Regions from separate parts of the Homo sapiens genome. Here region 1 is linked to region 2. A link is a loop called in an ENCODE intact Hi-C map of the cell type or tissue named here. Cell type or tissue: mammary epithelial cell. All regions are shown on one strand. Each heading gives the region's core, and the rest is flanking DNA. Links, peaks and the distances in the headings are about the cores only. Region 1 overlaps VOPP1 (VOPP1 WW domain binding protein). Region 2 has its middle 82 kb from the start of LANCL2.

What was found. Hi-C counts contacts between places; a loop is a spot of excess contacts. Peaks named below come from ENCODE experiments on the same cell type or tissue, not always from the same donor. Only the 100,000 strongest peaks of a DNase experiment are listed, where the experiment ranks them.
Region 1: a loop joins it to region 2, with 2.4 times the contacts of the local background. A loop is called at or near these places in 5 of 110 quality-filtered maps.

The regions. Positions count from the first base shown.
Region 1 is chr7:55,535,603-55,551,110 of GRCh38, reverse strand. All of the region lies in intron 1 of VOPP1 (VOPP1 WW domain binding protein), which reads left to right. Among named protein-coding and RNA genes, the nearest start is that of VOPP1, 29 kb to the left of the region's middle. RefSeq lists enhancers at 2,632-2,681, 5,022-5,181, 11,223-11,855, 14,215-14,364, 14,975-15,304. In mammary epithelial cell, for the core only: a CTCF peak has its summit at 5,446; DNase peaks (open chromatin) are centred at 4,070 and 5,490; H3K27ac peaks cover 2,235 bases.
Region 2 is chr7:55,439,945-55,455,452 of GRCh38, reverse strand. It overlaps a transcript of VOPP1 not described here. Among named protein-coding and RNA genes, the nearest start is that of LANCL2, 82 kb to the right of the region's middle. RefSeq lists an enhancer at 14,321-15,147. In mammary epithelial cell, for the core only: no CTCF peak of the experiment used is centred there; no DNase peak of the experiment used is centred there; H3K27me3 peaks cover 130 bases.

The sequences.
Region 1 (15,508 bases), core at 2,432-10,431, 97 kb before region 2:
GTTGTTTTCTCTGCATAACAGGGAGATAATTTGCCAACCCAACCAGAGCACTCAGTGTCTTCATGCTGTCATGTGCCCCTTCGCCTGTCACCATGCCCTTCCCTCTTCTCGGGCTGTCCTGTGTGTCTCTTAGTTCTCATTTTAGATACAGCCTTCTCCAGGAAGCCTGCCCTGATTCCTTCAAGCCAGTGTAGCCTCTGACTCTAAAATTTAATTGCTTTATTATGAAAATAAGCCTAATGCATTCTAATTGTGGAATAATTGGAAAGTAGAAAAATATACAGACACGAAAATAGGTCATGTTTTCCTTCCAGCCATTTTCTGCGCAATTTTCATACACTGGTCGTTAACATATACTCAATAGTGCATCCTTCTGTCACGAGCATTTCCATTCCGTTAAAAATTACCCATCAGCCTGTTAGCGGCTGTATAATCCTTCGCGATAGGGCTAATGGTGGACTCGCGAGTGCCCCTGACATTGAGTATTTAATTTGTTCCCGTTTTTATATATTGTAAGAATGCTGAAATGAACATCTTTGTACATTTTGGACTTTTTTAAAGGATGGATTTCTAGAAATAGAATGCCTAGACCGGAGCTTACTGACAGATTTAAAGACATCTGATATATATTTCCAGACTGCAAACTTTCAGAAAGCTTTTTTCAAACCAAATTTATATTCCCTCCAGCAGTGTACGAGACCATGGAGTTAAATATTCTATCATTGTTTCTTAGGGCAAAAATAAGTGTTGCCTGTGTTACAAGGTTTGGATCTTCGCCCTTATTTATGTACACTTAGGTACGTTTGTTTACAATCTGTGTTGGCAGATTTTCTCTCCAGAGGGTGGCACCTGCCAGACTGCGGCACCTAGTGGCTGCTGTTGGGCTGGTGTCGCACCTTCGGCTTTTATGGCGGCTTTATTGCTATTCCAGGAAGTGGATTCTGCCAGGAGTCCTTGGACTGATGCAGTGAAGGAAATGCTGTTCCTTTTCCCAGGCGCTGGCATTTCCAGGACCCTCCCTTGTTCTGGGGAGTAGCGCCTGTGCACGGCTGTGCAGTCCCCTTGGCCCGGCCTGTGGTGGCACTCAGGCTATCATGCTGAGGAGAGGCCTGGCTCATGAAGTGGATGACCAGGGACTGTTGGTTTTCCTGGTCCGGGTAGGCAGTCTCTGCAGTGACCATGATGGGGATGGGGGTGGGAAAAAGTCTTTTTCCAAGCAAGATTTGAGAGCACCGCTCATGGAGGAGGGGAGCAATGGCATTTTAATATGTGAGATTTTTGTAAAGGGGGATCTCTTGTAGAATGTGTGCATACTCTCTTGTATGGAAAGAAGGAGGTGTTCTTTGTCTAAGTGGATGTGTGCCTAGAACGTACTGTTTGGGGAAAGGATGTAGATGAGCTTAGATGAGCTTCTGCTCATTGCAGGTGCTTCCTCCGCTTGTTTCTGTTCCCAGGGTAACTGCCCAGGGCCCAAGGTACACGGCTGGTCGCACTGCAGAGTGTCCGCCAGTGTGTCCTGCTCCTGCCGGCCACCTGCAGCAGATGGCTGAATGTGGAGCAGAGCCTTTTTTTGACAGTGGAGAAAGGGAAAAGGTCTCTGTGAAAGATTGAGGTCTGGTTCAGTCTCAGTCGCAGAAGCAGTGTTTCAGGTTCACTTGGTTCTTCAGCTTTTGTCCAGACTCCAGACTGGCTACGGATTTGGGGGTCTTAGGAGAAATTAAGCCATGGGCCCGTGCATGTGCCATCAGTCTGCCTAGTTCAAGGGAGTCTGTATGCCTGATCGTGAGGGCCACTTGCCCTGAGAGAAGGGCAGATTATTGGGAAGCTTAGACCCCTTGTTCATCTTTTTGCCCCATGACTGTCTATGTAAATGGCCCTTGGATGCTTTCAGTGTTTTGGAGTGGTTTATGATTAACTGGTCCTATCTCCCCTGTCGAACCTTTAGGTAATTTAGGCGCATTTGGAGTACCTGGTCTCTAGCTGCCTGGACTGCCCATTGTCTGTTGGCAAGCCTCTTGGAGTGTTGTTTTCACTGCTAGACACGCCCCTACCTGTTTTTCCCCTGTGTTTAAATCTCCCAACTTCCATGCCTCATAGGTGGGTCTGCCCTCAGGCCCCGTGCCTCCAGATGGCCAGTCTCACTGTGGTCACCCTGGGCTCTTCCTAGATATAAATGATGATAAAACAACATCCCCCCAGGGTGGATTTTGTTGGGTTTGGGAAATGCTGGGATCTCATGATCCTGCAATGCCTGTTATAGAACCCAGTTGCTTGCCAGTTTTCTTTCATCTTTCGTCTACTTATAATCTACAGAGCAAGAGTGCTGGTGATTATGGACTATATTTCCCAGATTTCTGAATGTAGTCCTGGGCCAAGAGGAATGTGGTAAACCCAAGCACAAGGCTAGTAAAAGTAAAGATGGTTAGAGTCCCTTAGAAAGTGTGCATGAAAGAGAGCTTTGTACTCCCCAGTAGCAGGCGTGTTCACCCACACCCATGCATCTTGCTGGATGGCCTGCATAGAGCAGACAGCATGTTTGGGAGTGTGGGACTCATCTGAATGCTAAGTAAGGAGTAGCTTTGCCTCTCATGGAACGAATGCAGGTCCCTGTAAGTGAGGACAGATATGCATCCCAGCTCTAATGTGAGAAAACAGGAAGGTAAGCCAGGGATCCCCCGGGGTATCCCCGAGTCCGGAGGGGCAGAGGGCGGAGCCTCTGAGGACCAGGCGGTCAGCCACTGCTCTTCTCAAATTAGTCATTGGGGTCTGCTGGGAGGAGGGGAAGACACAGGCAGCATAAACCTGGCAGATCTTCCTGGAGCCCCCATTTTACTTGACATGTTTAGGGGTTGGGGGTTAAAGGCAACCTTTTAATTGATAATTGAAAACATTATGTGTGAAATTTAATGCAAATATATAATGGAGTAGAATACAACATGTGTAAACGAAATAGAATGCAAGGGCGTGAACTTCTAAGGTAAAGCTTGGGATGTCAGACAAATTTTGCATCCCACTGAGTGTCATTTAAGACCACATCTCCATTCACCTGCCTCCCATTCCCAGAATCTGCGGTCACGGTCTTAGGTGGCTGTCGGGGTATTTTGGTGGAAATTTTTAGAAAGCCCTTGGAGGGGAATCAAACAGGTGACTGAAACTGCTGGTGTGCTTTTAAGAGAAGTTGGAAGAAGAGACATTCTCTGTGCACAGGGTAGTAAATGCACATGCCTGCAGGCTCAGGGCACAGCCTGCCCAGCCACATCTACTAGGGAGTGATGGGAAGTGTGGTAAAATGGAAAAGATCTTGCTGTGTGAAAGATATGGCGGGGAAGAGGGAACCAGGCACCACTCAGGTCTAGCTGATGGTTAATGAGTCTTTGGATTTTTCAGGAAAAATTGAATATCTAGATTTTGTGTAAAGTTTCTTTATCTCAAAGCTATCATGGGCCAAACAAAACATGTCTATTGGTAGCTAGTAGGAGACGATCATTCCCAACTCAACTGGTTTGTTAGTCAAGTAAAGGGTTGCATGATGGGCATACTTAGTTCCGTGCTCCAGAGCTCTCTGTAAAGGTGTATTCCTGTTGTTTCTCAAGTTTACATGAGGTTCTGTAACTCCCAAAAAGTTGGCAAGGTTTATTGGTATGCAGAGGCTTACGTTTAAATTAAAGATTCCTGTACTTACATGTCACTGTTAATTAGCCCAAATTTCACTCCCAGCCTTGGTGTGCGTATGGCATCAACCTTAGAAAGCCTTGGAGCCCACCTTGCCTGCCACTCTTCCTATTCATTTCTACATGAATGCATGTAGCCCCAGGGGGAAGGTAGCCTCAGTCCTGTTGGGGTCCTGTTATCTGTGGAACCCCTGGAGCCCCTTTGTCCCCCGTCCCCAGCCTCAGAGGTGGGACAGGGTTGGATCTGGATGTTAGCTGGCATTAGGTGAGAACAGTGGAATCAAGACCCAACCCACCACTCCCTCCTACAGCTCTGTCGGCTTCTCCCAAGTCTTAACAGCTGACCTGGGGCTGCTAAAATCCAGGTCAGAGGGATTACAAATTGCATGGCCTTCTGCCAGTCTGGGCGGTTGGCAGAATGTGGGTCGAGAGAGCTGTGTTGCTGAGTCATCTCTGCTCTGACTCGCTCATCAGTGAAATGAAGGCTGTCCTTCTCCATGTTCAGGGGCACTGGGGACAAGGCCTGTAGCTCCCATTTGTGGAGGTGCTTCCTGTTGGTTTTAGGATGCAGACCTGATCCCATGGCTTAGCCTCCCAGGCTCTGCATGGCCTGAGCTCTCGGCCTGCTGGCCTCTGCTCCATCGCCCCTCCCTTTGGGCTCTGTGCTTCAAAGCTGGAGCCTTAATTCAGGGGTGGTGGTGGTCGTGGTGGTATCACTTATTTCTTGGCGGGGGAGCACAATATATTTGTATATTTTTTAAATCAACTTTTAATTTTGGAATAAGTTTAGATTTATAGAAAATTTGCAAAGCACATTTGCAGAGCAAATACAGAGTTGCTGTATAACCCAGTTTCCACTAATTTAATAACTTACATTGCCATGCTGCATTTGCCTAAAAAGGAAACCAACATTGGTATATTGCTATTAATTAAAATTGCTTTATTTGGATCTCTCCAGTTTTTCCATTAATGTCCCTTTTTCTGTTGGGAGATTCAGTTCATCATGGCGTATTGATTTAGGCTCATTTCAGTTTTGCCAAAACTTCTTGCATCCTACCACCTCACGGTCCATAGAGCATATAATTCCGCCTTTCCCTTAAGTGTTCTCTTTGTACAACTATTCTCAACTTAGTGAGCTACCTGGGAATTATATCTTCATTCATGGGTCAGATCCTGTCTACATCTCCCTCGACTGTCTTGTAACTCAGGAGATGGCACCACCTGTGCCCTCCTCATGACTGAGTCCTTGTCTTCTAGCACAGGCCAGAGCTGTGGAGTGCTTAGTGAGTATCTGTGAGCTGATTGAACAGCTGGGCTTAGTAAATCCTTCCGTTTTTTCACTTTTTCTTTTCTTTATTTTATTTTTTTTAATTGAGACAGGGTCTCATTCTGTCACCCAGACTGGAGTGCAGTGGTGCAATCACGGCTCATCGCAACCTTGACCTCTCAGGCTCAGGTGGTCCTCCCACCTCAGCTTCCTGAATAGCTGGTATTACAGGCATGTGCCACCATGCTAATTTTTGTATTTTTTTTTGTAGAGTTGGGGTCTTGCTGTGTGGCCCGGGCTGGTCTCAAACTCCTGGGCTCAAGGGATCCGCCTACCTCAGCCTCCCAGAGTGCTGGTGTGAGTCACTGCACCCAGCCAAATCATTCCTTTTTAAACACAAGAGCTGCAGCTCTCCACAAATGACAGATCTGTGAGCTTCCATGGGGCTTGCCAGACAGGGAGCCTTAGGCACAGAGCACGAGCAGGCAGTGTTCAGCTCAGTGGATCCCTCTTGAGTCCCGGTGGATGTGTAACCAGTGTGGCCCGCAAGCTGTGATTCCAACTGCAGTCACGCCTGTGTTATTTTTCTAGTCATACTGGAGTGTAGTCATACCTGTGTTTATCCTAAGGTGAATTCAGCCATGCATACTGGGCCAGAAAGAGGATGGGGAGAGCAGGCTTCTTCCCTCCTGGCTGCGCCTCTGAGTGCCTCCCTCCTGCCATGGGTCAGTTGTGTGCTGCTTTGTCTGGGGCTGGTGGGATCTTGACATCAAGACAGGCCTCCCAGGGGAGAGCAGCACGTTCTTGGACCTCACAGCACTGGGGGCTTCAGTGACTCAGTGGGATGCCCCTCCTGATGAAAGAGTTTTCTTCTCCTAGCGTGGTCTCACCTGTGCCCCTTTAAAGAAATAGTGATCACAGGGAACATTGACCATAGGTGACTTTTCCTGTATTTAACAAGTTTATTTCATTTTTAAATAAAGTAATATATGTATATAAATGGAAAGTTTAATAATGTCACAGCTTAACACAGTCTTCCCCATGCCCCACCGTTGTGGTCTGCTTCTCAGAAGAACTACTTTCAACTCTTATTTAGCTGGTTCTTCTACTATTTGCCTCCACATTTTAAAATAATACACATACCTTCTAGCTCTTGATTTAACAGTGCTAGACATTATTTAATCTCTCTTCCTCTATCCTCTCAGTATATATGTTTATATCAGTACCGATTACACGAAAGTAAAATGTATTTAAAATATCTGGTTAAATCCACATTTAGTATCATCATTATTTTGACTACGTTTTGCTGACTGTTGAGCCAGTGTAGAACACTAAAATTGCGCTTTTATTGGACAACTTTTTTTATTTTCCTTGAGTTCAAAATGGCCTCGTGGTTTCATTAGCTTAGTTTATTTCAGATGTTTGCTTGAGTTCCACGGTCTCCACCAACTCTGCTCTCCACCAACTCTGCGGAAGCCTTCAACAACACTCTCCAGAGTTAAATGTTAGATTACATTCGTCAGTTTCAGTTTCCCCTCTGGTGAGGTCCTCCCTGAAACCCCCACTCTTCCACACCAGTTGGAGCTGTGTTCTTTTTGGGAAGACCCAAAAAGAAGTTTTCAGCACATTCCAGTATCAGAAAGACTGTTTTCTTTTCAAGAAACACTATCTTTTCTCGCAAGTTTTTTTCATCCGATGGACACCATGATGTTGTGACTAACAGCGTTCCCCGTTCTGCCTTGGCCCTCAGGAGCCTGGAGCTAAGTGTGGGGCCATCTCCTTCCCCCACCAGCCCTACTGCCCCAAACCATAAAAACCATGCCATTGTGTGCATTTATTTTGTTCCAATTTCATCATATTTTCTTCTTCTTGTGTCGCTTTTGGTCAGCTAAAATCTTTTAAGAATGTGTTTTACAGATTAACACAGAAGCATGCTGGGCCACACATTTACAGCCAGTTGATTTTTGACAAAGGGGCTGAGAACATCCATTGGGCAAAGGACATTGTCTCTTCAATAAATGGTGCTGGGAAAACTGTACATCCATATGAAGAAGAATGAAAGTAGACTTCTGTCTCTCGCCATGTACAAAAATCAACTCAAAATCAAAGACTTAAATGTAAGACCTGGAACTATGAAAGTATTATGCTAAAATAAAACTTTGGGGAAATGCTTCAGGACATTGTTTTGGGCAAAGATTTCTTGAGTAAAGCCTCAAAAGCACAGGCAACCAAAGCAAAAATTGACAAATACGATTACATCAAGCTAAAAAGTTTCTGCACAGCAAAGAAAACAATCAACAAAGTGAAAAGACAACCCACAGAATGAGAGAAAATATTTGTAGGCTATTCATCTGACATGGGATTAATAACCAGAATATATAAAGAGCTCAAACAACTCAGTAGCCAAAAACCAAATAATCTGATTTAAAAATGGGCAAATTATTTGAATAGACATTTCTCAAAAAAAAAAAACCATGTAAATGGCCAACAGGTATATGAAAAAATACTCAACACCGCTAATCATTAGGGAAATGCAAATCAAAACCATGAGATATCACCTCATCTCAGTTAAAATGGCTATTATCAAAAAGACTGAAAATAAATGGTGAGGATATGGCGAAAGGGGACCTCTCAAACACTAGTGGTGGGAATGTAAGTTAGTACTATGGAGAGCAGTATGGAGGCTCTTCAGAAAACTAAGAATATGGAACTACCTTATGATCTAGCAATCTCATTGCCAGGTATTTTAAATGGACAAAGGATTTGGACACACATTTCTCCAAGGAAGAACATGAGCATATTGAAGAGATATTTGTACTCCCATGTTTGTTACAGCACTGTTAATAGCCAAGATAAGGAATCCACCTAAGTGCCCATCAGTGGACACATGGATAAGGAAAATGTGGTTTTATATACACAATGGAATATTATAAAGCCATAATAAAGAATAAAATCCTAGGCTGGGTGCGGTGGCTCATGCCTGTAATCCCAGCACTTTGGGAGGCTGAGATGGGCGGATCATGAGGTCAGGAGATCGAGACCATCCTGGCTAACACGGTGAAACCCTGTCTCTACTAAAAACACAAAAAATTAGCCGGGCGTGGTGGCAGGTGCCTGTATTCCCAGCTACTCGAGAGGCTGAAGCAGGAGAATGGTGTGAACCCGGGAGGTGGAGCTTGCAGTGAGCCAAGATCACGCCACTGCACTCCAGCCTGGACAACAGAGCGAGACTCGTCTCCAAAAAAATAAAAATAAAAAAACAAAAAAGAAGAATGAAATCCTGCTAGTTGCAGTAATGTGGATCAATATGGAGAACATTAAGTGAAATAAGCCAGGCACAGAAAAACAAATATTGCCTGTTCTGTATTTTTTTTTTTTTCTTGGAGATGGAGTCTCGCTCTGTCTCCCAGGCTGGAGTACAATGGCACGATCTCGGTTCACTGCAACCTCTGCTTCTAGGGTTCAAGTGATTCTCCTGCCTAAAGCTTCCCAAGTAGCTGGGATTGTAGGCATGCACCACCACGACCGGCTAACTTTGTATTTTTAGTAGAGACGGGCCTTCACCATGTTGGCCAGGCTGGTCTTGAACTCCTGACCTCAAGTGATCTGCCCGCCTCGGCCTCCCAAAGTGCTGGGATCACAGGCATGAGCCACCATGCCAGCCTGCCTGTTCTTAATCATATGTGGAAGCTAAAATATTTGATCTCATGAAGGTAATGAAAAGAAGAGTGGTTACCAGAGGCTGGAAAGGGTAGTGGGGAGACGGGGATGGAGAGGAGTTAATTGTTGGGGATGAAAATACAGTTAGAAGGAATAAGATGTGGTGTTCGGTAGCACAGTAGAGCAACTGTAGTTAACAAAAATTAATTATATATTTCAAAATAGCTGGAAGAGAAAATTTGGAATGTTCCCAACACAGGAAGTGATAAATATTTGAGGTGGTAGATATTTCTGTTACTCTGATTTGATCATTACACATTGTATGCTTGTATCAAAATGTCATGTGTAGCCCATAAATATGTACAACTATTAGGAATCCATAAAATTTGTTAAAAAAAATACATGCTGGATTTGTCTTATGTTTTTAAACAGCTTTGTTGAGATGTCGTTCACATGCCATCATCTCGCCCATCTATATTGTATGATTTAATTTTTGATAGAGTCACAGGGTTTTTCATCCATCATCACAATCCAATTTTGGAATATTTTGTTCCTCCTAGAAGAAATCTTGTACCTTTAGCAGTCACTCCTGATTCTGGCCCACCCTACCCAAGCCCTGAGCAACCATTAATCTACTCTCTGTCTCTAAATTTACTCTTTCTGGACATGTCATATAAATGGAATCATGTAACGTGGTCCCTTAGGACGGGCTTCTCTTGTGTTATAGCATGAATCAGTACTTCATTTTCATTGCTAAATAACCGGATACACCACATTTGGTTATCCATTCAGCAGTTGATGGACATTTGGATTGTCTCCACTTTTTGGCTATTGTGAATAATGCTGCTGTGAACATTTGTGTACAGGTCTTTGTGGGCATATGTTTTCATTTCTCTTGGATAAATATCTACAAGTGGAATTGCTAGGTTATGTGATGACTGTTTAGCCTTTTGAGGAACTGCTAGACTGATTTTCAAAGCTGCTGCACCATTCTGTTCCCAACAGCAATGTATGAGGGGTCAAATGTTCCACATTTTCGCCAATACTTGTTATTGTCTGTCTTTTTTATTATAGTCATATTAGTGGGTGTGAAGTGGTATTTCACAGTGATTTTTACTTGTAATTCCCTAATGACTAATGTTGTTGAGCTTCTTTTCATTTGTTTATTGGCTGTTTGCATTATCTTCCTTGGAGAAATGTGTATCCAAATCCTTTGCCCATTTAAAAAATAACATGTTTATTAAGATAGAATTTAAGTATCATATAATTCATCCACTTAAAGTGTACAATTCTGAAGTTTTTCATATATTCACAGAGTTATGCAAGTATTGCCACAATCAAGAATATTTTCATCACCTCACAAAGAAACCCTGTACCCACTAGCAGTCACTCCTTTGCCCATTTTTAATGGCTTCTGTTTTTGATATTGAGCGGTAAGACTTTAAATACGTTCCTTATCAGCTAGATAATGGGCAAGTATTTTTTTCCCGTTTCTGCGGGTTGTCGTTTTACTTTATGGTATTGTTTGCAGCCCAAGAATTTTAAGTTTCAATGTAGTCCACTTTATGTATTTTTTTCTCATTACTTTTGCTTTTGGTGTTGTTTTTTTCCTTGTATTTTAAAATGGTATTTATGTAAGCCTTCTCAGACCCTTTTTGAGATCTAAGCCAGACATAAAAATAAACTACGCCGTAAAATTGTGGCATCGACTCTGTCTCAGTGTTGTCTTGGCGGTGAATTCAATAGTAAATTCCCTGCGTTGAGGCCGCAGCGGAGGTGAAGACCTGACACTTAGGGGAAGCAGCCTGCAGGTGAGTGCTCTGTGAGGGCAGCGCCCGTGGTGTCTGGAGGAGCCCTGAGTCCATACACATGGAACTTATGCTCCACGTGTTTACTCGGCTGGGCACCAGGTGGAGGTCAGCCCTTGAAGCTGCTGAGAACAGAAGCACAGCAATGTTGGTGACGGCCAGAGGTCTAAACAGGCAGCCTCCCTGAGGGCACATGGGGTCTCCTCAGCAGACAGTCTGGGGCAATCAAACACAAGGACGGAATGGGAGTTCATTTATTTTTATTTATTTATTTATTTATTTATTTATTTATTTATTTATTTATTTTTGAGACAGAGTCTCACTCTGTCGCCAGGCTGGAGTGCAGTAGCGCGATCTCGGCTCACTGCAACATCCATCTCCAGGGTTAAAGTGATTCTCCTGCCTCAGTCTCCCGGGTAGCTGGGACTACAGGCACGCACCACCATGCCCAGCTAATTTTTGTATTTTTAGCGGAGACAGGGTTTCACTGTGTTGGCCAGGATGGTCTCGATCTCTTGACCTCGTGATCCACCCTCCTCGGCCTCCCAAAGTGCTGGGATTACAGGCGTGAGCCACTGCGCCTGGCTGGGAGTTCATTTATTTTATGAGCTAAACAGACATGTGTTACCTAGCCAGGGAAGTTCGCCAACATTTATACCATCATTTCCGTGAGAAAATGAGCCCTAAATTTTAAACCATCCCTAAGTTGGGGATTATCTGTCTTAATTCATGAGTGTTCCTGCTGTTTCCTTATTTGGGAGGCTGTGTGTGTGTGTGTGTGTGTGTGTGTGTGTGTGTGTGTGTGCAGCGCTTATGTTATGCGCCCGTTTGTTATGTTGTGTGTATGACAAATATGCGTGTATGTGTGTATATATAACATGTTTCTCCATTGAGTCCTGGTTCCTGTCCATATAGTTGGTTCAGCAACCACTTACTGAGCCTGCCTGTGGCCACCTCTGTCCCAGGTCCACGCAGGAAGGCAGTCTCCCTTCAGCATGCCACCTCCAGAGGGACTCAACTCCATCCGTGTCAGGGGCTGTTGAGCTCACAGCGGGGCTGATGATCCAGTTGTGAATTATTCACATGCTTTGTTTCCTTCCCTTTCAGCCTCACATGTGGCCCTTTAACAGCTCATTAGTTTTGTTTTAAGGACAGGCAGGGAGAGAGCAATGGGGAGAAGCTGAATTCAGTTTGGTTGAATCTTTGGGATGAAGGGGTGAGTACCAAGTGGAATGGAATTCTTAAATCATCTGGGGATTTCATGTGTTGATCTTGTTCCTTTTTCTCATAGATAATTGATTTGGTGGTTTTAAGTTTTTAAATACAATAAATACACGTACTTTTTTTGTTATTGTTGGGGGGATCAAGTTTCGCTCATGTCGCCCAGGCTGGAGTGCAATGGTGTGATCTTAGCTCACTGCAACCTCCGCCTCCCGGGTCCAAGCGATTCTCCTGCCTCAGCCTCCCGAGTAGCTGGGATTACAGACGTGTGCCACCATGCCCGGCTAATTTTTGTATTTTTAGTGGAGGAGGGGGTTTCACCATGTTGCCCAGGCTGGTCTTGAACTCCTGACCTCAGGTGATCCGCTTGCCTCGGCCTCCCAAAGTGCTGGGATTACAGGCGTGAGCCATCACACCCGGCACCCCGCCCCTCCCCCCCCCCCTTTTTTTTTAAAGGAATGAAACAAAAAGGAATGAAACCTTTCCCTCCCCAATACCTTCTCAACCCTAGACCCTCTACAGAGAAAGAGGCATACCTCTCTGATAAGTTTCTTGTGCAACTTTTTTTTTTAAGATTGTATACCCAAATATTTGGTTAAAAGTACACAGATGGGATCATATTATAGACAGTGTTCTGCATCTTGTTTCTCCTTTTTTTTTTTTTTTTTAAGAAATGTTGCTTGGAGATGTTTCCTCATCAGCAGCTCAAACCCACAGCATTCCCCTTAGAAAGCGTTCCTTTATAGGAATGGCCATGACTCATTTTAATCCGCCCTCTCTTGATGAACAGCTAAGTAGTTTGTAGCTGTTTTTGTCATTACACACAATGCTCAGCGAAACTCTTGGGTATCTGTCTTCTGTGCTCTTGCAGGTTTGTATAGATGGATTATTATGTTTGTTATTAAACCATGTAAAGCAGTTTACAGTGATCCTCAGTTGGACTGTGGAATCCTCAGTCTTTGGACCATAGGGTTGTTCTTTTTGTGTGGTTTGTGTAGCCTGGCAGGAAGGGCTTGTGTTTAGATTTTGAGAGGGTATTTGAGCATCAAGTTAGCAAAGAACGAAACATTGTTCATTTCAAGAATAAGTCTGAATAAGATGTTGGATATATTCTTTGCAGCTTCATAATGCTTTGCAGACTGGAAGGACTGGCTACATCTTTACCTGGACCTAGAGAAGGACCAGAGAGTGTAGCTCAGTTGGAGAAGAGAGTTCCTAAGTGCGGACTGCATAAGGGATGGTGTTTGCAAATCGCTACTCAGAGTGGTTTGTAGCAAAATAGACTGACTTTGCAATACTTCGTGTTCCAGAAACACTTCTGCAATGAGAGCGGTCTCTAGAGGGGATCAGCAGGAAAAGTTTTCCACCAGTTCAGCTGGTGAAAGAGGTGTCTCGAAGCCCTAAAGTGGGAGAGGCAGAGGGCAGCTTAGTGTGGTCGGGCCAGGCTGGAGGCAGTGTTTGGATCTGGGTGTGTGAGCTGAATGGGGGCTCCTGGGGCCTCCTTGCTGGCTGGTGGAGAGGAATGGCAGGTGGGCAGGAGACAGCCCAGATTCACGCTGGCCTCCATCTCTGCCTGGTGGGGCCACTTGGCACTTAGTAAGTGGTTTGGGGGAGAATGAACTTTTGTGGGCAGTTCCCCCTTTCATGGGTTTGAAGTAGTGGAAGTTGGAGGGGAAGTGGGGGCTGTGGGAAGTGCATGTTCCTTGGTGGCCTGGGCCTGGGGGCCGGACCTGCTTTTCACACTGTCACAAGCGCTGGCTTCTTGAATCCTTGTAGCGTCCTCCATGGTAGATGTTCTCACCACTCAACAGAGGAGGATACTGCAGGGTCTGCGGGCGCCAGAGCTTTATTTATGTGTGCTCCGTATTGGAGGGCTGCGTGTGACCCAGCAGTGACAGGACCGTGGGCGACTGGCTGGCGAGGAGGTGCGCTGCCTGCATCCTTGCGCCTAACAGAATGCGAAGGACGGGCTCACATGCTCAGGTGCTTGCTCGGCTGGTGGTTCAGTTTGCTGTGAAGCCTGGCCCAGAGTTTGGGCTTCAGTTCTGGGAAAGAAGAGCATGGTGGGCAGTTATGTGTTACCTCCAGAAGGCTGGAGCACGAAATCAGTGGTCTGACTTGTTGGCCTCTGCTTGCTCCAGAGCCAGCAGTGGGGGCAGAGTGCCAGCTGAGGTGTGTGAGAGACGTCAGTGAGATTCCTGCTTGGCTTCCCAGATGTTGCTGCACGCTGTGGGTGTTCGGGGTACAAAATATGTGTGTTCAGCTGAAGGAAGGGTATGCAGGCCTGGTTGGGACAGGGCAGGGTCAGTGCTGCCGGGACGGAGGGGCAGAGCCTTCCACGCAGGCACAGTCCAGGGTCAGGGAATTAGACAGGTCAGGCCGAGAGATCTTGGACTCACCATCTGCATTGCGTTTCTCGTCAGAAAATGTCTGGCCCCTCCCCAAAGCCCCTTCCTTAATCCTCTCAGCCTCTCAGACATGACTTGAAGTCTCAGGTTTTGTGGCCAGGGAGGCCCCACCTTCCCCTGGTGGTGCCTCAAGAGCTCTGCGTTTCATGCGGTCTGGCTGCCATTCTGTTCACTGTCTCTTGCATTTGTGGGCACTTACATTGAATGCCCTGTTGAGTGAGGCTGGGTGCCCACCTCAACCAGACTGGGTACGGTGCGCCCTTCCGTGTGGCAGATGCGCTGCCTGAGCCAGGATCAGCACGCCGCCCCTGTGGTCACGCTCCGTGCCTGGGCCAGTGCTCCTTGGTGTGAACACGAGTTGTTTTTATATCAGTGTCATTGTTCAGTCCTGCCACGTGCCATGTGCTCTGCCCTCATTCTCTCCCGTCTTCCTCTTGGAAAATGTTTTGAGAGACACAATGAAGTTCTCTTTGTCCCCATCAGCATATTGTGCTCCTAAGTTCTCTATCCTCATGGTGGTAAATCTTGCCTGAGTTTGTTTTTTTGTTTGAGACAGAGTGTCACTCTCACCCAGGCTGCAGAGCAGTGGTGCAATCTCGGCTCACTGCAACCTCTGCCTCCAGGGTTCAAGCAATTCCCCTGCCTCAACCTCCCGAGTAGCTGGGACTACAGGCGCCCGCCACCACACCGGGCTAATTTTTGTATTTTTAGTAGAGACGGGGTTTCACCATGTTGGCCAGGTTGGTCTTAGACTCCTGACCTCAGGTGATCTGCCTGCCTTGGCCTCCCGAAGTGCTGGGATTACAGGCGTGAGCCACCACGCCCGGCCTTGCTTGAGTTTTAATCAGCCTATGTATCCTGGCAGTCAGGGCCAGTCTCCATACTTCAGGGTGTATAGTCAAATCCAAGTACAACTTTTGAGCAGGCAGAGAAGGAAGTGGATATGTGAGCGTTTCCACCAAAGGTTTCCTGAACGCTTGGCCTGGGTCAGGCACTGGGGCCAACAGGGTGGCCGAGGCAGGGCCCTTACTCCTCAGGAGCTCCTGAAGACCCAACCCTGCAGGAGGAGCCAGGGCCCTGAGTGCATGATCCTTGCTTGGCACAGAGTGTGGGTCAGGTGTAGGAAAGAGTCGGTCGTCATCAAGGAAAGAACACTGTCTTTGGAGATAGTCTCAGACCTGCGGTAAGTTGATGTCTGCCTGCCCAGCCTCTGCACAGAGGGACAGTGCCCCAACTGCATCCTGGGATGGCAGACACAGTGCTGAGCATGTCTGCTGGTTGAGGGCAGCCCACTCCTTCCCATGGTCTCATTAGGACCAAATAAGTTCACGGAAGGGAAGATTCCTTGTAAGCTGAAGTGCTGAGAGTTAAATTTAATCAGAGCCCCAAGGGGGAAAACTAACAACTCACCTTCTGGAAGTCTCGAAAATTTTCATCCAAGTGACACTGAGGCTGAGGCTCCGTTGGTGGAAA
Region 2 (15,508 bases), core at 4,090-12,089:
GTAGTTTTTTTCCAATTCTGTGAAGAAAGTCAATGGTAGCTTGATAGGGACTGCATTGAATCTATAAATTACTTTGGGCAGTATGGATTTTCACAATATTTATTCTTCCTATCCATGAGCATGGAATGTTTTTCCATTTGTGTCCTCTCTTATTTCCTTGAGCAGTGGTTTGTAGTTCTCCTTGAAGAGATCCTTCACTTCCCTTGTAAGTTGTATTCCTAGGTATTTTATTTTCTTTGTAGCAATTGTGAATGGGAGTTCACTCATGATATGGCTCTCTGTTTGTCTGTATTGGTGTGTAGGAATGCTTGTGATTTTTGCGTGTTGATTTTGTATCCTGAGACTTTGCTGAAGTTGCTTATCAGCTTAAGGAGATTGTGGGCTGAGACAATGGGGTTTTCTAAATATACAATCATGCTGTCTGCAAACAGAGACAATTTGACTTCCTCTTTTCCTAATTGAATACGCTTTATTTCTTTATTTCTTTCTCTTGCCTGATTGCCTTGGCCAGAACTTCCAATACTGTGTTGAATAGGAGTGATGAGAGAGGGCATCCTTGTCTTGTGCTGGTTTTCAAGGGAAATGCTTCCAGCTTTTGCCCATTCAGTATGATATTGGCTGTGGGTTTGTCATAAATAGCTCTTATTATTTTGAGATATGTTCCATCAATACCTAGTTTATTGAGAGTTTTTATCATGAAGGGCTATTGAATTTTGTCGAAGACCTTTTCTGCATCTATTGAGATAATCATGTGGTTTTTGTCATTGGTTCTCTTTATGTAATGTATTATGTTTATTGATTTGTGTATGTTGAACCAGCGTTGCATCCCAGGGATGAAGCCAACTTGATCATGGTACATAAGCTTTTTGATGTGCTGCTGGATTTGGTTTGCCAGTATTTTATTAAGAATTTTTGCATTGATGTTCATCAGGGATATTGGCCTGAAATTTTCTTTTTTTGTTGTGTCTCTGCCAGGTTTTGGTATCAGGATGATGCTGGCTTCATAAAATGAGTTAGGGAGGATTCCCTCTTTTTCTATTGTTTGGAATAGTTTCAGAAGGAATGTTCCCAGCTCCTCTTTGTACCTCTGGTAGAATTCGGCTGTGAATCTCTCTGGTCCTGGACTTTCATTGGTTGGTAGGCTATTAATTGCTGCCTCAGTTTCAGAACTTGTTATAGGTCTATTCAGGGATTTGACCTCTTTCTGGTTTAGTCTTGGGAGGGTGTATGTGTCCAGAAATTTATCCATTTAGAAGAGAAAATTTTTAATGTTCCTAGCACAAGAAAAAGATAAATGACTGAGGTGAGAGCTATCCTAAATACCCTGGTTTGATCATTACACCTTGCATAATTGTCTCAAAATATGACATATACCCCATAAATGCATATAATTGTTATATGTCTATTAACAAAATTTTAAAAATAAGGACTGGATGTGGGTGATGAATAAATGAGGATTTGGTATACTATTTTCTCTACTTCTTATGTTCAAAATATTTTATAATAAGTTAAAATGAATAATAAAATAACCAAAAAAGATCTCAAAAACTACTATATTTTGTACATTCATATTACAGGCACACTTTATTGTACTTCGCTTTATTGCTCTTTGTAGGTATTGAGTTTTTTACAAATTGAAAGTTTGTGACAACCCTGTATCAAGGAAGTCTATCAGTGCCATTTTTTTCCAACAGCATGTGCTCACTTTTTATCTCTATGTCTCATTTGGTAATTCACATAATATTTCAAACTTTTTCATTAATAAATAACTGTTATGGTGATCTGTGATCAGTGATATTTGATGTTAGTGTTGTACTATAGGGTGCCAATAACTCTGCCTATACAAGATGGTGTACTTAATCAATAAACGTGTATTCTGACTGCCTTACCCTCCATTCCCTCATCTCTTTCCCACTCTCTTCCCTGACACACAACAAACAATAATGAAATTAGGCTAGTTAGTAACCCTACAATGGCCTATAAGTGTTCAAGTGAAAGGAAGAGTTGTATGTCACTCATTTTAAATCAAAAGCTAGAAATGATTAAGTCTAGTAAGGAAGGCATGTCAAAAGCTGAAACAGGCTGAAAGCTAGGCCTCTTGCACCGGGTAGCCAACTTGTGAATGCAAAGGAAAAGTTCTTGAAGGAAATTAAAAGCGCTATTCCAGTGACACACAATGCTGATATAGTCTTCAATTCTATGGAGGCTGAAAGAGGTGAGGAAACTGCAGAAAAAAAGTTTGAAGCTAGCAGAGGTTGGTTTATGTGGTTTAAGAAAAGAAGTCATCTCCATAGCTTGGAAGTACAGGGTGCAGCAGAAAGTGCTGATGTAGAAGCTGCAGCAAGTAATGCAGAAGATCTAGCTAAGACCACTGAGGAGGGTGGCTACACTCGACAACAGAGTTTACATGTAGACAAAACAGCCTTCTACTGGAAGAAGATGCCATCTAGGACTTTGTAGCTTGAGAGGAAAAGTCAGCGCTTGTCTTTAAAGCTTCAAAGGACAGACTAACCCTCTAGTTAGGGGCTAATATAGTTGGTGAGCTAAGTTGAAGCCAGTGCTCGTTTATCATTCTAAAAATCCTAGGGCCCTTAAGAATTATGCAAAATCTACTCTGCCTTTATCCTATAAATGGAACAACAAAGCTTGGATGACAACACATCTTTTTACAGCATGGTTAGCTTAGTGTTTTAAGCGCACTGCTTCTCAGCAAAAACGATTCCTTTTAAAATATTATTGCTTATTGACAAAAGACCTAATCACCCAAGAGCTCTGATGGAGACATAGAAGATTATTGTTGTTTTCATGCCTGCTAACACACATTCATTCTGCAGCCCATGGATCAAGGAGTCATTTTGACTTTCAAGTCTTATTGTTTATGACATACATTTTGTAAGGCTATAGCTGTCATAGATAGTGATTCCTCTCATGGATCTGGGCAAAGTAAATTGAAAACCTTCTGGAAAGGATTTACTATTCTAGATGCTGTTAAGAACATTTGTGATTCATGGGAGGCAGTCAAAATACCAACATTAACAGGAGCTTGGGAGAAGTTGATTCCAACCTTATGGATGACTTGAACCCCTTCATGGAGGGGTTCAAGACATCAGTGGAGGAAATAACTGTGGATGTGGTGGAAATAGCAAGAGAAATATAATTCGAAGTGGAACCTGAAGTTGTGACTGAATTGCTACAATCTCATGGTAAAACTTTAATGGATGAGGTATTTCTTCCTATGGATGAGTGAAGAAGGTGGTTTCTTGAAATGGAATCTACTCCTACTAAAGATGCTGTGAATATTGTTGAAATTACAACACAGGATTCAGAATATATCATAAACTTAGTTGGTAAAGTAGTGGCAGGGTTTGAGAGGTTTAACTCCAATTTTGAAAGAAGTCCTACTATTGGTAAAATTCTGTCAAACAGCGTCGCATGCTACAGAGAAATCTTTCCTGAAATAAAGTCAATCAATGCGGCAGACTTCATTGTTGTCTTATTTTAAGAAATTGCCACAGCCAGTCCAACCTTTAGCAACTACCACCCTGATCAGTTAGCAGCCGTCAACACTGGGAAAACACCCTCCACCAGCAAAAAGATTATGACCCACTGAAAGCCCAGATAACCGTTAGCATTTTTAGCAATAAAGCTTTTTTGTTTGTTTTTAGACAGAGTCTCGCTCTGTCGCCCAGGCTGGAGTGCAGCGGCACGATCTTGGCTCACTGCAATCTCTGCCTCCTGGGTTCAAGTGATTCTCCTACCTCAGCCTCCTGAATAGCTGGGACTACAGGCACCCGCCAGCACGCCCAGCTGATTTTTGTATTTTTAGTAGAGACGGGGGTTTCACCATATTGGCCAGGCTGGTCTCAAACTCCTGACCTTGTGATCCGCCCGCCTCTGCCTCCCAAAGTGCTGGGATTACAGGCGTGAGCCACTACATCCGGCCACAATAAAGTATTTTTTAATGAAGCTATGTACATTGTGGCTTTTAGACATAATGCTGTTGTGCACTTCATAGACTACAGTATAATGTAAACAACTTCTATATGTAGTGGGCAACCAAAAATTTGTATGACTCAAACTTTATTGCAATGTTCACTTAATTATGGTGTTCTGGAACTGAACCTGCAACATTTCCCAGGTATTCCTGTACTTCAGGCGTTTCTTTTGCCCCCTACCCCATAACTTTTTATTGTAATGTTCCTGTCTCAGATGGGCTGTGCGGAAGTGTCCAGAAAGGATCTCGTTCCACTCCTGTGCCTGTGTGGAAGGGGCCCAGTGCCCTCCTATAAATGGTGTGGTGGGTGCAAGGATGATTGTCAAGACACCCCCTACCCGCAAGAAGAAGGTGAAGGGAATTAGATTTGAGTCCTGTTGAATCTCCTCCCTAGGAGATCTCCCTCTGATGCCAGCCCTGAAGATCCAGGCTTCACTTTTACAAAAAAAGATGTATGTTCTTGTGCAGGTCTCAAGAGTATAATGAAGGAGGAGCAACGTGGCTTGGTCTGTTTTCAACAGTGACAGGAATGTTGGAGAGCACTCTCTTTGTCTTTCTCCCTGGACTCCAGAAATCACAAACAGTGCTGATATCATTTGCCACAGACCTAGTATTCAGTGCACATGGGAACAGAAGATTGATAACAAGTGTGTACCTGTGAAAACTGCCTGGGCGCAGCCCTTACCAATGACAATCCTTCATGTTTTTGTAGAAGAAAGGAATTTTGCATCTTACTTTAAAGCTTACGTGGGGAAAAGCTTTTAGATGTATATTCTTTACCAGTGCTGTCCACTAAAGGTATGATGTGAACCAGTGCATTGCTTTAAATTTTCATTACAAAGATTAATCAAAAAAATTATTTTAATGATATTCAGCCTAATATATCAAAGTATTATTTCAACATGTAATGATATAAAAGTATGTGAGTGAGAAATGTTACTTTTTTCCATATTCAAAATCCAGTTTGTATAACACATACTCAATGCACACTTCCACTTGGAGTGGCCACATTTCAAGGGCTATAAGAGCTGGTAGCGCTGGTGAGTGATTTACTGGACAGTGCAGAACCAGAGTGCATAGGGAAATGCCCAGCTCCTGGGTTCTGGGTGGTTACACAAGTTCCAGTGCTGGGTGGTCAGCCCTGAAATGGCATCCAGGTGCTGCTGGGGACACCCAAGAGAAGAGGCGGAGGACTGGTGGGACCTCAAGAACACCCCCAGGTCGGGGAGGTAACACTAGGACCAGCCTGAGGTCTCCTGCCCGAAATGTGCCCCCAGCCACAAGTCGGTGACTCCAACTCCCAAGGGGAAGCTCAGGGGTCCCTGGAAGGAGTGAGATGTTCTCAGCAAATGGAAGTAGGTGAAATGCAATCGTTGCTCGTCTTTTTCTTTATTACCATCCTTGTCAGTGTGGGTGCACAGAAATGTAAGATGCGGACAGAGGGCAGAAATCCTGGCTTCTCATCCAACCGCATTTCCAAAGGTCTGCTGACCACCTGGGTGCTACGCCTCAAGGGTGACATGTTTGTTTCTCCCCTCAAGGGTGACAGGTTTGTACTTAAAGGTCTCTGGGACCTCTGGCACCAGTGACATCCCTGATGCCCAGAAGTAGGCGTGTTGAGGGGCTGCAGGGGCCGCAGGAGGGTGGCAGGACCTACCGAGGCAGGGGCGGTAGAGGGCACAGTGCGGGGGTGGAGGGCTCCTGTCCCCTCGGGAGGCCAGGCTGCTCGCTGCTCTCCTCTCCCAGGACAGGCTCGGTGGCCAGAACGCCTCTGCAGGAACCTGGTCGGAGCTCAGCTGGCTCCTTCCAGGTGACCCCAGCCAGTCACAGGGAGGGGCAGCTTTTCGTCCAACCTTCAGCTGCCTTCAGGGTTCCCCTGCGCCTGGGGAGGGAAGGCTGGGGCGTCGTCTCCCCATCTGTCCTGCGCCCGCTGGCCGCGCCCTTCTCCGAGACCGGCCCCCCACCCCGGCGTAGTGCAGGCCTGGGCCTGGCGCTGCAGCTGAACGAGGACCGGGCACCGGCAGGCCCCGAAGCGATGGCAGACGCAGGTGGACGGGTGTCCCTGACCTGCGCGTCCCTGGAGAGGGGTTCGGACGAGGCAGGGCCGCAGTGGCGCCGCGGGAGACTGGGATGGGAGGCCTCCTGGGCCCGGAAGGCCGGCGTCCCGGTCCATCCGGGAGAAGCGCGGGCCCTCCCCGGCCGTCCCCTGTGCCGCGGGATCGGGACCGCCTGAGGCACGGGCGCCGACAGGAGCAGGGGACCCGCGGCGCTCCGGGAGCGGACACCTGCCAAGCACTTCAAGGTCTTTATTCGAAACCAAACCCATGCCTTTATTTTTTATCTAATTATGAAAATAGTTCGTGCTCATAGCAGAGAGAGGCGCAGAGAGAGGAAATGCACGCGGCCTGCCACCCTAGCCAACAGCCCGGGACCCACACGGGAGTCTCTGTTTTACTCCAATATTTTTCATGGTATTTCAACGGTCCCCTCTTCCCTGCTAAGGATTACATCGCATCTCAGTGCGATTAAACTGTTCCAGTTTATTTAACCCCCTCTTCCCATTTTGTTTTTCACTTTTAAATAAAATATGTCATTGAAGAGGGTGGGCATGTCCTGCGCGTGGCTGCGGTGGCAATGCTGCTCCTCGCCAGGGGCGCCGCCTCCCCCTCGTCCGGGCCCACCGTTGCCAGCGCCCTGGCAGCGAGCTGGGGCCGCGCTGGGCACTGGAATAGGATGCGGGAGACCTGAGTCCCCCAGACCTGGTCCTGCAGCGCTGCCAGGCCCCAAGGTCTCTCCCTTCCCTTTCTGGAGCCTGGGTGTGGAGGATCCCGCGGAGGATTCCAGGCTATGCAAGATGACGGAGCCTGAGTCCCTGGCTGACTGCGTGGAGCTGAGATCTCCTGCCAACTGCCAGGACCGGGGCTCGAGCGAAAAATCAACCTTTATTGTGGTGCCCCACAGTTTCTTGGCATAATTGTGGATGATGCAGACCAAATACAATAACATGAACACACTGTACGCCCATCCCACTTCAGAAATAGAAATGAGGTCCCTATGAATCTTTCTCATTGCACTCCCATTATTATCCCATATTTTGTGTTTATAATTTCTTTGCTTTTATAATTTTACCATGTGTTTTGTTTCATTTTGAACTTTATGATATTGATACATTTCTCCAATCTGTTTTCTTGCTTGCATTCTTGCTAATTTTTCTCTATTATAAATAATGCTTTGCTGAGCATGCTTGTCACTATGTTTTACGTACATCCACATTTATTTCCTCAGAGTAAAATACTGGATTTAAGTTGCTGGGTCCAAGTATATGTACATATTTTAGGGCTTTTGACAAATATTACCTTCAGAAGAATTATTATGAATTCTGCCAGCCTTTGCCAACACTGTTTATTATTGGGAATTATATGTGGAAAATCATTATAATGATTATAATGATTTTGAGTGAATGATAATGAATAATGGTTTTTTAATGAATGACAGTGATTTGCCATAATTACAATGAGTTGTAATTATAATGATTTAGTTCATATATAATTGCCAATTTGAAGGGAGAAAAATCAGCCCCATTTTCTGTTCTTTTATTACAAGAGTTCTTCACCACCTACACAAACCACCTTCTTGAAAGGGTCCATGGTTGGCAAAACCAAGGCTGGCAGGATTAAGCTGTCACAGAGAAGAGAGGATTAGGGAGAAAATATGAAACATAGCATTAAATCTGTATTTACAAAATTTATATGAAATATTGCACTAGAGATACATATGTATATGTACACGTATATTTATAGCATACATACTGCATTAAATGCATATGTATATGAAATATGGCATTAAACATATATTGAATGGAGAAAATAGTAGTTCTCTTAGGTATCCACTTCCCAACAACCATTCAGACAGCCCTCCTCTTGAATTGCCTTCAGTTCCTTATTTAGGTGGCGGCATCACTCTGGGGTCAGTCTCTCCCCTGTCCTTTGAGGACATACAGACCTCACCTATTGTTTAAGTGTTTGAACCAGCCCCGAACCCAAGCAACACCAGAGTCCTCCTTACATTTCTTCAGTGAGCAAACCTTACGCACCGTGAACTTGGGAGTCAAACCAGCTGTGCCCCTCACTAGCCGGGTAAGCGCAGGGAGGTATTGTGCCACACTGAGCATCAGTTCCCCAATCCGAATCAGGATAGAACAATTCCACTGTTGCTTGGTTTACCCAACTGCTGCTGTTCCTAATCTGACGCCTTGCCTGATTCTTCTATAGTACCTGGAAAAGCCACCTATCATTTTCAGTTGTCCAGTCTCCCTTGCAGCAGGGGCATCACATGACACAGTTTTGGTTGATGAATTGCACATAGAACTCCACACTGGAGCCCCTGGGGAAGATTTCACTTTTCTCATAAATGGGATAAGGGTTGCTGGCATTGCCACAAGCCCGTTCACCCTGCTTTGATCACTGATGTGATATCTAGAGCTGCAATAACTATCCTGTGACAAAGAGGGAAAGGCCAACATAATCACAGAGACATCAGCTTTTATTGCTGAACTTCTGAAGCAGTGAGCCAATTCTAGGTTTATCATCTGAAAGAATAAATTCCTGTTCAGTTGTTTTGTTACTAACCTCCTTATGAGATGGTTGTGAGAATCTTGTGAAGTAATGGTTATAATGGCTAGATACAGTGCCTGGCATTGTTAAATACTCATAACATAATTTTATGATTGTTAGTAGTACCAACTGATGTCAGTTGCCACAAGTTACTTCAACTCTGATATATGAGTCTGGCCAGGGATAAGAAGATGTTTGTTGAAGATCATCCTTGGCTGCCAATTAGCTATCAGTGACCCTGGGCAAGTTTTGAACCTCTATGGGTGTGGTTTCCTCTGCTGTTTATAAAATAATACCAAAGTTCCCTTGCAGCTCTAAAATTATTTTGTTTTCCCTAGAAATTTTTTTCCATCACAGGATGTAGCATCCAGGCTGACAGGACCAGAGAAGAATGTCTACAGCAGGGAAGGGTGTGGTATCTCTAAGTTACATGTGCACAGTTTACAGTAGTCCCTCAGGGCACACAGGACTTCCCAGCCAGCACTTCTCATGTGATGTAATATGAAGTGCCAGTATCACTGAAGTAGTACTCATATCAAAAATGTATCACCTCGGCCGGGCGCGGTGGCTCACGCCTGTAATCCCAGCACTTTGGGAGGCCGAGGTGGGCAGATCACGAGGTCAGGAGATTGAGACCATCCTGGCTAACATGGTGAAACCCCGTCTCTACTAAAAATACAAAAAAATTATCTGGGCGTGGTGGCGGGCACCTGTAGTCCCAGCTACTTGGGAGTCTGAGGCAGGAGAATGGAATGAACACAGGAGGCAGAGCTTGCAGTGAGCCGAGATCATGCCACTGCACTCCAGGCTGGGCGACAGAGCGAGACTCCGTCTCAAAAAAAAAAAAAAAAAAAGTTTCACCTGGATACCTCCACAACAGTGTTATCCAATAGAACTTTCTATGAGGATGGAAATGTTCTACACAGGCACTGCCCAATACATAGCCACTAGCTACATGTGAACACTGGGCACTTGAAATGAGGCTAGTAAGGCCGATGAACTTAATTCTTAAATTTAAGTTAATCCTCATCAAATTAAATTCATTAATAAATACCCATATGTGGCTAGTGGCTACCATATTGGACACCACAGCTCTAAAGGGTAGACCTAACTTCCTGTTTATAGGAAGTGGGAGATTGCAGAACAAGTTAAATGACACCAGAGGGAAAGAAGCAGACAAACCCATAAAGGAGAAGCTCCATACAACAGTCCTGGAGTCCTGAGAAAGTCAGCACCATTAAAAACAAAACAAAAACACCAGGTTGAGGGGATTGTCCTAGGTTGACAGAGATGAAAGAAACATAAAAGATGTACTTAGACTGGATCCTGATTGAAAAACAATACAGACCTCAAAGTCAATTGGGGGAACACTGAATATGGCTTGGATGCAACATAGTATTATCAAAATCATTGTTAGCTTTCTCAGGTGCAATACTGGTATTATGATTATGTGGCAGTTTATTATTTTTAGAAGAGGCATATGAAGTGTGTAGGAGTAAGGGGTCCCAATGTCTACAGCTTATTTTCAAATGATGCAGCAGGTATGTGTGTCTGTGTGTGTGTGTGTCTGTGTGTGTATGTCTGTGTGTGTGTGTGTGTGTCTGTGTGTGTGTGTCTGTGTGTGTGTGTCTGTGTGTGTGTGTAGAGAAAGTGAGAGAGAGAGCAAAAGAAAGAGCACACGTGCTAAAGCAGATATGACAAAATGGTTTCACCCCCTCTTCTGTTCTGTTATGCAAGATACATCTTCCAAGAGAGAAAATAGAAAATGTACCTAATAAACCCAGTGACTTATCAGGAAATTTCCAGGCAGAAGGTCAAAGATGTTGTCTGGCTCCTCCTCTTTTTACATAAAGAGCAAGAAGAAATGTCAGAGAAAGAAGCCAAAGAGAGGGCTATTAAACATAAAGCAGTCAGGCTGGTTTGAAAATTCTCAGACCTTCCAGATGGCAAATAATGCCAAATTTAAGAAATGGCTTCCAGGCAAAAATAAAACCCAAGGTACTGTCAGAAAAATATGGTATAAAGAGAAAATCAAGGGTATAGCTTGTAAAATCTCTTGTTAAGAGTTTTGTTAAGAGAAAATTCTGGGGTCATGCCTCAGACAACTGTTTAGATTTAAAAAAAAAAAAAGAGTTTCTACGAAGCTGGCAGGCATTGTGCCCCAGCAACTGAGCAGAGGCTGATGCCACAATGGGGTGAACACATGGGAGCTGGGGAGGGCAGAGTGTATTTTTCAGGTGGAGGGATATGAGTCCTGTATCCAGTTTCCAGAGTGGCCCTCAATCCTCTCTGCCTCCTGATATTTGTGCCCTTGTGCAGTCAATTCTACACTGAATACAATGCGGTAGAGGTGATGGTGTGTGACTTCTGATAAAGTGAGTTGCAATTTCTGCCTTGGACTCTCTTGGATCCTTGCCATGTCATAGGGACTCAAGCAGCCATGTGAACAGGCACACATGAAGAATGTACTGGGTTGGGCAGTGTCTCCTCAAAATTCATGTCCTTCCTGGACTCTTAGAATGCGACTTTATTTGGAAATAGGGTCATTGCAGATGTAACTAGTCAAGGTGAGGACATACTGGAATAAGGTGGGCCTATAACCCAACATGACTCTTGTCCGATGATCTCTAACTTAAGCTGATGACATGGGACAAGCCTCCAAACCATCATCAAAGCTCTAGACTACAGTAGATAAATTATAAAATAAAGAAGTTACGGCCGGGTACGGCAGCTGTCACTTATTGGGGTGATTTATCACACAGCAATAGATAAAGGGCCAGTCTTGTTTTATGGATCTACACTCCTTCTGGCCCTTCCCTGCATCATATTGAAGCAAATCCTGAACATTTCATCTATAAATATTTCAGCAGGCAACATATCAATCTGAATTAAAAATTACAATAGGCCAGGCATGGTGGCTCATGCATGTAATCCCAGCACTTTGGGAGGCTGAGGCGGGCAGATCACCTGAGGTCAGGAGTTTGAGACCAGCCTGGGCAACACGGTGAAACCCAGTCTCTGAAAAATACAAAAATTAGCTGAGCGTGGTGATGTGCGCCTATAATCTCAGCTACTCAGGAGGCTGAGGGAGGAGAATCGCTTGAACCCAGGAGGCAGAGGTTGCAGTGAGCCGAGATTGTGTCATTGCACTCCAGCCTGGGTGATAAGAGCAAAACTCCGTCTCAAAAAAAAAAAAAAAAAGGGACAATAATTCCTTCATATCTTTACAGATCCAACCAGTATTTACATTTATCTGTTTTCTGTTTGTTTGTTTGGTTTTGTTTTGTTTTTTGAGACAGAGTCTCTCTCTGTTGCCCAGGCTGGAGCGCAGTGGCGTGATCTTGGCTCACTGCAAGCTCTGCCTCCTGCGTTCATGCCATTCTCCTGCCTCAGCCTCCCGAGTAGCTAGGACTACAGGCGCCCGCCACCACGCCTGGCTTATTTTTTGTATTTTTAGTAGAGATGGGGTTTCACCGTGTTAGCCAGGTTGGTCTCAATCTTCTGATCTTGTGATCCGCCCGCATCAGCCTCCCAAAGTGCTGGGATTACAGGCGTGAGCCACCACGCCCAGCCACATTTATCTGTTTTTTAAAAATTGTTTGTATCTGATCCAAATAAGGTTCATAGCATGAGATTTCTATATCTTTTTGAACCTAAATTTTCCGTCTTTGTCCATTTTTAATTCCATTTGCTTTTTATTTTTTAGTTTATTTATTTTTATTTTTTTGAGACGGAGTCTTGCTCTGTCACCCGGGCTGGAGTTCAGTGGCACGATCTAGGTTCACTGCAAGCTCTGCCTCCTGAGTTCACGCCATTCTCCTGCCTCAGCCTCCTGAGTAGCTGGGACTACAGGCGCCTGCCACCACGCCTGGCTAATTTTTTGTATTTTGTTTAGTAGAGACGGGGTTTCACTGTGTTAGGCAGGATGGTCTCGATCTCCTGACCTCGTGATCCACCTGCCTCAGCCTCCCAAAGTGCTGGGATTACAGGCATGAGCCACCGCACCCGGCCTGCTTTTTATTTTCCAAAGAAACCGTGTCGTTTTTCTTGCAGCTTCACCCACTCTCTGGGCCTAGCCTCTTGCATCCATCCTCATGGTATTTTCCAGCATGTTCCTCTGCCCTCTGCCACTGTATTTCTTATAAATTGGTAGATAGAGAACCTTGATCAGATTTAGGTTTTTTTTTTTTTTTGGTCTACTTCAAAAGTGGTGTGTATTTCCATTAGAAGGTACGCACATCTGCTTGTCTTCAGAGAGCCACCAACGATCAGTGCCTAGACTCATTAACTGATGGGGTACAAAGCAGTACCAGTTGCATTCTATTATTCCTTCAGATCCTTGTCAGGTTGAGACACTGACAACCCACTTGTTTGAACAGGCTATAAGACACGAATATATAGCTTGTGTACACAATTTAATGCTTTGACTTTAGCACGTCTTCTGGCGTTGCTTTGCTCTCTGTCCACAGAGCTCTTGATGCTGTGATGTCACTCTCCAGTCCACTCTCATAGCCTGTCTTCCTCCACCCTTCGGAGAATGTAGATTAGTTCCATTTTTTATCCTTGACTTTGAAATGTCTGGATGCCACTCTCATAAATTAAGGTCTGATGGAACCTCTGCCCCGCAACTCTCTAGCTGTGTGACCCTGGGCAATTCTACCCACCCTCAGCCGCCTCACATGTCATAAACTGTGTCTGAGAAGCCTATGTACAGGCTTATAATAGGGCCAAACAGGATAATTGAATGCAATGATGCTTATCAAGTGCTTTGCACAGTGCCCAGCTCAATAATGGCCGATATTATTATTATACATTAGAAATGAAATGCACTCAAGCAATTAAATGCATTAAATGTATCAGAGCTTACAATAAAGAGAATGAGGAGTCCCTGTTGCTATATCCCTTGAGTAGGCCACTGGGAACATTACTGATGACTCAAAATGTGCTAATTTTAGATTAAATTCCACATCTCCCCAGAAGAGCCAGCCATGTGTGAGGCATGTGTGTGCTGAAGCTGCTTCATCTGAATGGGAAGAGCAGTTCCCTGAAGGGAGGGACTGCTATTCCCAGAAGAACCAAGGAAGTGGGGCAGGTCTGGCAGAAAGAACCAATGACCTGGGGGGTGAGGGTGGGGGTGCGCTACTGCTCTCTGATGGGGCGCAGCTACAGAAGCAAGCAGTTCCATGATTAACTTTTTTTCCTAGAAAACTGTCTGATGTCCATTACTTAATCCTTAATTTAATCTAAAAGTGGCATGTATTGAACATTTGTACCATGCTAAGTGCGTTACTCAAATTATTTAATCCTCCCAATAACCCCATAAGGCAGTATTGAAGGTGGCAAAGCCCAGATTGGAACCCAGAGGGTCTAATGCCAGAGACCACTCTTGCCATGGTGAGTGAATCACACCCTCACCTGCCCAGGCACTTTTAACTGTGCGCTTGTCTCTGGGTGTGGAATACAGGAGTTTCAGGCATCAGCAGATGATGTCTGTGACGCCCTCATGCTTTTCAAGTTGGGGGAGGTAAATCGGAGAGAGGGGCAAGGCTTTTTGGTTTTGTAGTTGTACCATAGGCCATGGCAGTTCCCACTTCCTCCCCCTTCCCTCCTCCCCAGCCATGTCCTTCTGATGCTGGCAGCCCTTGAGGCTGTTCTTCCAGGAAGGCTGTGGAGACACAGCCATCTGCAGAGCGGGCGGCTCTGTGCCGGCAAGCAACCTAGAGGCTATGGGGTCTTAGAAACAGAAAATGGTCCCAATTTGTGAACTTTTCCATTTGACAAGATGGAATATAGGCTTTCCATATAGGATAGAATCACAAAATGAAGATATCAGCAAAATAATTCCATGCGAGAAAATTTCAGAAAAGCAGAGTCATCCGGGTGTGTTCCGTGCCCCTCTTTGATCCCTGAACATGGTTTTGGCACAGGACAAGGAGGAGTGAGGGGCGTGGATGTTCTGCTCCATGTGTGACGACTGTGCCAGCGGCGTATACTCAGTACGGCTCAGGAAGAGTCCCAGGAAAAGTACTGAGATGCAAACCCTCATGGGCTTAAATACATCCGGCCTGTCTCTGGTCCTCGAACCCAGCAGGCTATGGGGGCAGCAGGTCTGTGTGCAGGCCCAGGGACAGCCTGTGCCAGGCACACGCTTGTGCTCCCTCCCAGGGTCCATGAGACCAGGCAGACCTGGGGCAAGAGGGCAGGAGACAGCCGCTCAAATGGGGAAGCTGAAAAGCAGAGGAAGCAAGTGTTGACCAACAGCTGAACAGTGAGGTGGTGGGAGGACGGAGGAATAGGTGAGCCCTGAGCCCAGCCGCTGTCAGTCACTGGAAGCGTGGCCCCAGATCCCATGCCTCTGGCTGGCAGTGAGGAGGCTGACTCAAAGGCAGGCCAGATATCAGTCAGCCCCCAGATGCCCTTTGCTAGAAAAAGTAAAACGGATGGTCTCTTGCCCAGAGTGAAGGTCAGAGTGCCACTGTGTAGGACAGGTGGCTGGGAGCCTGCTCAGCAGGAGCTGCCAACCCCAGAAACTGATGCCAGGGCCCCTCTAAAAGGTCCAGCCAGATCATGCTTCACAGACATGAGCCACCCCGGCCAGCATTTCCACTCAGCTTTTGTCCCCACTCACGAATGTTCTGCAGCTTGTCACTATGTGTACCCTCGAGGGTGGCTGATGAGCCCACATGCAGGAAAAAGCAGGTCAGATAAACTAAATGGCAAGCTGAATGCCTGGCAAGGAACGCACAAACCTGCCACCCGCTCTCACCAGCGGTGACCACGGGAGCCCCTGAGGCTACCACGCAACCTGCCTCCAGACCAGTGTCATCTGGAAGTGTGGGATCCCCAGCCAGCGGCATTAGTGTCATCCTGGAACTTGTTAGAAATACACATTCTCGAGCCC